2 separate regions of the Homo sapiens genome follow, and region 2 is linked to region 1. Evidence: chromatin loops called from intact Hi-C (ENCODE). Cell type or tissue: PC-3. All regions are shown on one strand. Region 1 has its middle 290 kb from the start of LINC02103. Region 2 has its middle 380 kb from the start of LINC02109.

What was found. Peaks named below come from ENCODE experiments on the same cell type or tissue, not always from the same donor. Only the 100,000 strongest peaks of a DNase experiment are listed, where the experiment ranks them.
Region 2: a loop joins it to region 1, with 4 times the contacts of the local background. A loop is called at or near these places in 2 of 110 quality-filtered maps.

Annotation. Positions count from the first base shown.
Region 1 is chr5:28,578,704-28,582,703 of GRCh38, reverse strand. No RefSeq gene overlaps it. Among named protein-coding and RNA genes, the nearest start is that of LINC02103, 290 kb to the right of the region's middle. In PC-3, no CTCF peak of the experiment used is centred here; a DNase peak (open chromatin) is centred at 1,883.
Region 2 is chr5:28,765,262-28,769,261 of GRCh38, reverse strand. No RefSeq gene overlaps it. Among named protein-coding and RNA genes, the nearest start is that of LINC02109, 380 kb to the left of the region's middle. In PC-3, a CTCF peak has its summit at 2,496 (motif pointing right); a DNase peak (open chromatin) is centred at 2,511.

The DNA of each region.
Region 1 (4,000 bases):
TAACACAGTTGTTTTTTGTTTTAAAAATTTTATTTACATATTGAATTATTTATAACTGACTAATAAGGTTGTATACATTTATGCTGTGCAACATGATGTTTTCATATATGTATACATTGTAGAATGGCTAAATCAGGCTTATTAACAGATCCATTGCAAGACGGTTATTTTAAAGTTATTGTCTTGTAAGTCCAAAGTTTTGGCTCCATTAGAGAGAATCCACATATTTCACTACTTTGAATCAGCATATTTTTCTGTTACTTTGTACACCTTGTGATACTTTTGTTAAAGGTGGACATTTGAATATTGTAATGAAGTAATTTTAGAAATTAGATTTTCTCCCTTCCCCAGAGTTTGTTGTTATTTTGTTGTTGCCTGTGGTTGTTTCAATGGAAAGCTATAGTAGTCAATTTGCTTAGTGTCTTTTTCAAACTATTTTTGTAAAGGCTGTATCCGTTGTATGTAGTCAAAAACGTCTCTGTACCTTAGTTAGTGTTTACCCAGTGTTTTAACAGAGATTTCCTTTGAAGGATAATGCCAACAGCTAAAACCAGCCAACCAACCAAACAAAAAAACACTTTTCCGAGTCTGAAGGGGATGCTCCTTCAGCACTTTACCAGGCTTGTACTGAGACTAAGAATCAACTAAAAATGATAGGTTTGTGTCTTCCTAGATTTTTCTAAGCATTTTGTCTTGCTCTGGACCTGAGCACAGCCTCCTAAATTTCTCCTCATATGAACGTGCTTTTGAATGTCTTAGCTTCCCAAAGGAACTCTTTCTAGCTTTTACTCCCAAGCTACAGGTAGTCTATTGCATGTTTCAGCGTGTTCTTTGCCACAGGAGTCTGCAGGTTATTGGGTTGGCTTGCAGTGTTTTTGAGCAATGTCCAGTGCTTGCTTCCTGGCCTGGATTCTAAATTAATTGAAACAGATATGAATGCCTTACGTCACTCCCTCAAGTGGCCTTCATACAGGTGAGAATACACACACAAAATAATTTGCAAATAGAGTCTGTTCTGGTTCCTCCACAACCAGAGACCAGAGTATTACTCTGGGAATGTGGACATCTCTCTTCAAAAGTGCCGCCATGCCCAAGGGGGTTGAAACAAGGAGAGTAAAAACTTCACAAATATTTTTTAGATTTGTTGTTTGTTTTTGTTTTTATTTTTTGTGTGATTTTTTTGCTGTTTTTCTTAATATTTATTTTAGATACAGGGTACACATGCAGACTTGTTACATGGGAATACTGCATGATGTTGACGCTTGGAGTACAGATACTGACACTCCAAACGTGAGCATAGTCCCCAGTAGGTAGTTTCTTTTAATTCACACACTCCCCATCCTCCATAGTAGTCCTCAATAACTACTGTTCCCATATTTTTGTCCATTTGTATTCAATGTTTGGCTACCACTTATAAGTGAGAACATGTGGTATTTGGTTTTCTGTTTCTGCATTAATTTGCATAGAATTATGACCTCCAGCCCCATTCATGTTGCTGCAAAGGACTTGATTTCATTCTTTCATGACTGTGTAGAATTCCATGGTATATATGTACCACATTGTCTTTATCTGATCTATCATTGGTGGGCACCTGGGTTGATTACATGTCTTTGCTATTGTGAATAGCACAGGAATGAACATACAAGCGCATGTATCTTTTTGGGAAAATGGTTTATTTTCTTTGGGTATATATCTAATATGAGATTGCTGGGTCAAATGGTAGCTCTATTGTAAGTTACACGAGAAATGTTCACACTGCTTTTCACCGTGGCTGTACTAATTTTCATTTCCATCAGGAGTGTATAGTGTTACATTTTCTCCCAAGCCTCACCAGCATCTGTTGTTCTTTTAATAATAGCCATTCTGACTGGTCTGAGACGGTATCTGACTGTGGTTTTGATTTGCATTTTTCTAATGATTAGTCATGCGAAGCATATTTTCATATGTTCATTGGCCCCTTATATGTCTTTTTTTTGTTTTGAGAAGGGTTTGTTAGTATCCTTTGTCCATTTTTTAATGGGATTATTTGGTTTTCACTTGTTAATTTGTTTAAGTAACCTACAAAATCAGGATATTATACCTTTGTCAGATGCATGGTTTGCAAATATCTTCTCCCATTCTGTGGGTTGTCTGTTTGCTCTGTTGATAGTTTATTTCTCTGTTCAGGAGATTTTTAGTTTAATTAGGTCCCACTTTATTTTTGGTTTTGTTGTGATTTCTTTCAGAGACTTAGTTAAAAATTTCTTGCCAAGACTGATGTCGAGAAGAGTATTTCTTAGGTTGTCTTCCAGGATTTTTATACTTTGAGGTTTTACATTTAAATCTTTAATCCATTTTGAATTAATTTTTTATATGGCAAAAGGAAGGGGTGTGGCTTCAGTCTTCTGCATATGACTAGCCAGTTATCTCAGCACCATTTATTGAATAGGGAGTCCTTTCCCCAGTGCTTGTTTTCATCAGCCTTGTCATAGATCAGATGATTGTAGGTGTGTGACTTTATTTCTGAGTCTTCTATTCTGTTCCATTTTTCTCCATGCCTGTTTTTGTACCAGTACAAAATGTTTTGATTACTCTGGCTTTATACTACAGTTTGAAGTAAGGTAGTGCAATGCCTCTGGCTTTGTTCTGTTTACTTAGGATAGCTTTCACAATTCAGGCTCTTTTTTGGTTCCATGTGAATTTTAGCATACTTTTTTCCCCAATTCTGTGAAGAATGACATTGATAGTTTGATAGTAATATCATTGAATCTGTAAATTGCTTTGGGCAGCATGGCCATTTTTATGACATTGATTCTTCCAATTCATGAGCATGAAATGTTTTTCCATTTATTTGTGTCATCTCTGATTTCTCTCTGCAGTGTTTGGTAGTTCTCCTTATGGAGATCTTTCACCTCCTTGGTTAGCTGTATTCCTAGGTGTTTTATTTTCTTTGTGGTTATTGTAAGTGGGATTGTGTTCCTGATTTCACTCTCAGTTGTTGTTGAGTAAAAATGCTACTGATTATTGTTCCTTAATTTTGTATCCAGAAACTTTACTGAATACAAATCCTTTATCAATACTAGTAACCTTATGTCAGAGTCTCTAGGATTTTCTAGGTCCAGAATCATATCGTCAATGAAGAGACACAGTTTGACTTCTTTTCTTATTTAGATGCCTTTTATAACTTTTTTTTTTTTTTGCCTGACTGCTCTGTCTAGTAATTCCAGTACTGTGTTGAGTAAGAGTGGTGTGAGTGGACATCTTTATCTTGCTCCAGTTCTCAAGGGGAGTGCTTCCAGCTTTTGTCCATTCAGTAGGATGTTTACTGTGGGTTTGTCGAAGATGGCTCTTATTATTTTGAGGTATGTTTCTTTGATGCCTAGGTTTTTGAGGATTTTGTCATGAGGGGATGTTGGATTTTATCAAATGCCTTTTCCGCATCTATTGAGATGATCATACGGTTTTCGCTTTTGGTTCTGTTTATGCGGTAAATCACATTTATTAATGTGTGCATGTTGAATCAGCTTTGCATTCTAGGAATAATGCCTACTTGATTGTGGTGTGTTAACTTTTTGATGTGCTGCTGGATTAAATTTGCTAGTATTTTGTTGAGGACTTTTGCATATATAATCATGAGAGATATTGGTCTGATGTTTTCTTTTTTTGTTGTGTCTCTGCCAAATTTTGGCATAAAGCTGATGTTGGATTCATAGAATGAGTTAGCAAGGGGTCCTTGTTCCTCAATTTTTGGAATAGCTGCAGTAGAATTGGTATTAGCTTTTCTTGGTATGTCTGGTAGAATTTGGCTATGAATCTATCTGGCCCGCAGTTTCTTTTCGTTGGTAGGTTCTTCAGAAGTTGGTATTTGTCTATTCAGGGTTTCAAACTCTTCCTGATCCAATCTTGGGAGATTTTGTGCTCCCAGGAATTTATCCATTTCCTCTAGATTTTTAAATTTTTGAGCATAGAGTTGTTCATAGTGGTATCTGAGGATCTTCTGTGTTTCTGAGTGATCAGTTGT
Region 2 (4,000 bases), 190 kb before region 1:
CAGGAGATCCACCTGCCTCGGCCTCCCAAAATGCTGGAATTACAGGCGTGAGCCACTGTGCCCGGCCTATATTTGTTTTTATTTTCCCCAGAACATACTTTACTCTTTACTTTGCCTGGAAACAATCTGCATTCCAAATATGTTTAGAATTGCTATAAATGAGTAAGAGAAATACATAGCGTAATATTTTTAAATGAGCACAAAAATGAATTATGTATTCTATAATTCTATGAAAAGGTGTGTTCAATCTTGTAAGCATCAAAGCAAAACAAAACAACCATCAGAGTGGCAAAAGAAACAAAAAATTTCACTGTGCAGTGTGGATAAGAGAATAAGTTGATACAATCATTTTGGTAATTAGGATATATATACAAATTTGGAAGATGTACATAACTTATCACACAGAAATCCCACTGGATTTTATCGTAATAGATTTGAACTAGAAGAAAATCCTATGTCTATCAATTACAAAATAAATAATTATTTCATATTGATACAATGAATTACCATAGAGCAATAAAAATAAACGGTATCTCTAATATATAAAATTATCTAAGATAATTTTCACAAACCTTGACTGAAACAAGATATCAAATAAAAAACATATATTACCATTAATAAGCATAACAGACAAAACAAAATTAACTTTTAGGATGAATACAAAGGTGTATACCTTTTTTAAAAAAAGCAATATTTGGAGGCCAAGGCGGGCCAATCACGAGGTCAGGAGTTCATGACCAGCATAGTGAAACCCTGTCTCTGCAAAAAATACAAAAAATTAGCCGGGCATAGTGTCAGGTGCCTGTAATTCCAGCTACTCAGGAGGCTGAGGGAGGAGAATTGCTTGAACCTGGGAGGCAGAGGGTGCAGTGAGCCGAAATCACACCATTGCCCTCCAGCCTGGGCAACAGAGCGAAACTCTGTCTTAAAAAAAACAGGAGACAATTATTATAAATTGTAGTGTAAAGTTTACACCCAAGTCAGTTGCAGAAAGCTTTCATATTTATAGATGCATTGCTGGAGGCTTCTTGAATACTGGTTATAGTTATAGCCATGGCTCTTTGTTGTACCTTATTTTTTCCAGGCACATAAATTTTTATGTATATTCTTTATGTATGTTAAATCCTAACAAAACAAATACAGATTAATTTTAAAATACTAATTGGTTCTGTAATAAAGTAAACCTATTATGATTCACCTGCATAGAAAACTAAAATCCTAAATAGGATTCACAGAATATTATTTTTCAATGAGCAAGCCGAATCCCAGTAGTCTGCCTGAATGTTCCATCTGTGGCATATACTAGTTGTTTGCACTTGGCAAAGTTATTTTGTATCTCTGAGCCTGTTTTGTGATTTCTACAAAACTAATAGTAAAGGAACGCTTATCATCTCATTGTTGTGAGGATTCAATAATATGTGATATGAAAACTGCTTTACAATGTGGCTTATGATTATGATTATTATTTTTATTTAAACCATACTGTTAATTAAGAATGGAACTGGAACTGCTCTTGAGCCTTCCTGCTTCACAATGTATCCCTCACTTCTCTAACACATTCTGCTTTTAGGTTCCTCAAGGGCTCTGTGCAATTTAGTTTTATTTTCAGAATCATAAATCATCTCTGTCAAGCCTAGCATGTCTAGGCAAACATCCCATTATGGTGAGATTAAATTTTAATTTTTTGGAAATAAAAAATATCCAACAAGAATAACAACCTCATTAGATAAAAATGCACCTCCTGTGAGTTTGTGTCAATAATAAGACTAAGGATGTGATCTGCACTCTAGAATATTAACATATCAACTCTACCAACCAACAGTTATCTTCAATAATTTCATTTAAAAATTTTCGGTATAATCAGTTTTGAAATGTTTGTATGTGAGTCTTTCTAAAACAATATTTGACAATATTCTATTTCATATCTGAGTACTCTATTTTACATTTGTTTCTGAGTTTATCTACTCTAGTTTGTATTTCATTAAGTATGGTAAACAGCAAGGTATTGCTGCACCAAACAAGGTATTTCAAGAAGAAATAACTGAGAAATGAATGTGCAATTGGGTAATCAGAAAAGAAATAGAATGTAATTTCTTCCCAGTGTATTTTTTCATGACTACTTATGGTTTCTTTTGAAGCTTATGTAGAGGTTTTGTAATTGTATGACAGTAAAAGCAAATCTTGGTTTATAACTTAGGGTTAAAAAATCCTGATTGTGTTCACACAGTAACCAATTGTCTGTTTGTCTATTTGTTGAGTTTTTATGGCCTTCTTTATATTCACAGTATTAAATTTATTGTGGTACAAATGGATGGTTAAGGCAAGCAGAAACGCATACTTGTCTAATTTAAATATGTATTTGCTTTTATTTTCTATTACATTTCAGCTCATTAATTTAATTTAGTACATTTTCTCCTGTGCAACTAGAATGTTTATTAACGTGCTTATAACACATAAATGAGCAAGCCACACCAAAATATAGATTTTTTAGTTAAGACTTAAAATTTCCACCAGATGGCAGCCCAACCCCTAAAATGCTAGAGCTTACTAGAAACAGTAGAATGAATATGAAAATTTAATACTTGAGTGTCTGATAAAATAAAATGTTTTTTAATCTCTTAAAAATTAGTTATAATATATTGAATTATATTTAAGTTATTAAATGGGTAGGTATATAGGTATGTTAATATTTTGTTTTTTAGTCTTGATCTTATTTCACATTAAAGTTAAGAAACAGTAAATAAAATTTTTTACTAGAGACTGCATATTGTTTTCAAAAGTAAATAATAACATTAAACAGTATGTTTTCCTGAATGATGCACAAATTTCAAAATATTAGTTATGTACGTAAGGATCAGTGAAGGCAAGTCATATTAATTATGTCGACGTACAGATTTTTTTTAAAATAATACACAATTGATAAGCGCTATCTCTCTACTAGGAAAAAATAAAATAATAAAAACATTGATAATTTTAATAAGACATGCTTTTTGAATATAGAGGCAGAAATTAATTTTAGTGCAAAAACTATATTTAGTTTGGGGAGGAAAGAGATATTTTTATAGAGGGGATAATGCTTTATCTGGGCCTCAAGGAAGGTAAAATCAGTATTTATACATATGGGAAAAGGGAGAAAGCTATTCAGGAAATGGAGACCAGTGTATGTAGAGCCAAGGGTGTGAGAAGTGTCCTGGGTTGTTTGGAAAATGTGTAAGTTTGGGAGTAATCAGAAAATAAAATGAGTGCATCAAAATCAAGAGACAGAAGAGAGAAAAATATGGTAGATGATGATTATGAAGGCCTTGGAAACATACTAAAAAGTTTTAAAGCATAAACTATTTTAAATAAATCCCATTGCATATTTTAAGCAATGAAAGATTAATTGGGAAGCTGGAAAATCAGAGGCAAATTGTGTGCCCTGGGAAACAGTTTATAGAGTCTGATTCAAACAATAGGATGGAAAATGAAATGAAAAGAAGGTGACAGATGAACAAATGCACATTTCATTGGCGACTTCTTGTTATACTCCTTCAGTCACTAATAAGGAACCAATGCTTGCTCTTGGTTCCCAGGAAAGTGCCAAAGACTGTCCTGGGTTATTGTTTATCCCTTTTGCCTGTTTTAATGAACAATAGCAGTATTATTTTGGTAAGGGAGAAAAAAAGTATTTCTGAGATTTTTAATTTGAGAGACAGGACCATGATTGCTTTAACCAAGGTAGAGAATGCGTAAGTAACAAGCTGAAATGATGTTAAAATGAAGGAAGGGAAGACAGTGGTAGTTATCTTAGATTTGATATATTGATCTTTGGAAAGACAACCTAGTTGTTATAGCTAATAAGTAGTTGGGAACACAGATGAGACTGAAACTTTATAGAGATCTGGGCTGTAACAAAGATTTGACAGTCAAATCTGAAAAGCAACCTTTTGGGAGTGAATGAGGTTGTCAACGATAGTAGTAGGGAAGTGAGTAAGGAAGGACCCCAGAGAAGGTTGACACT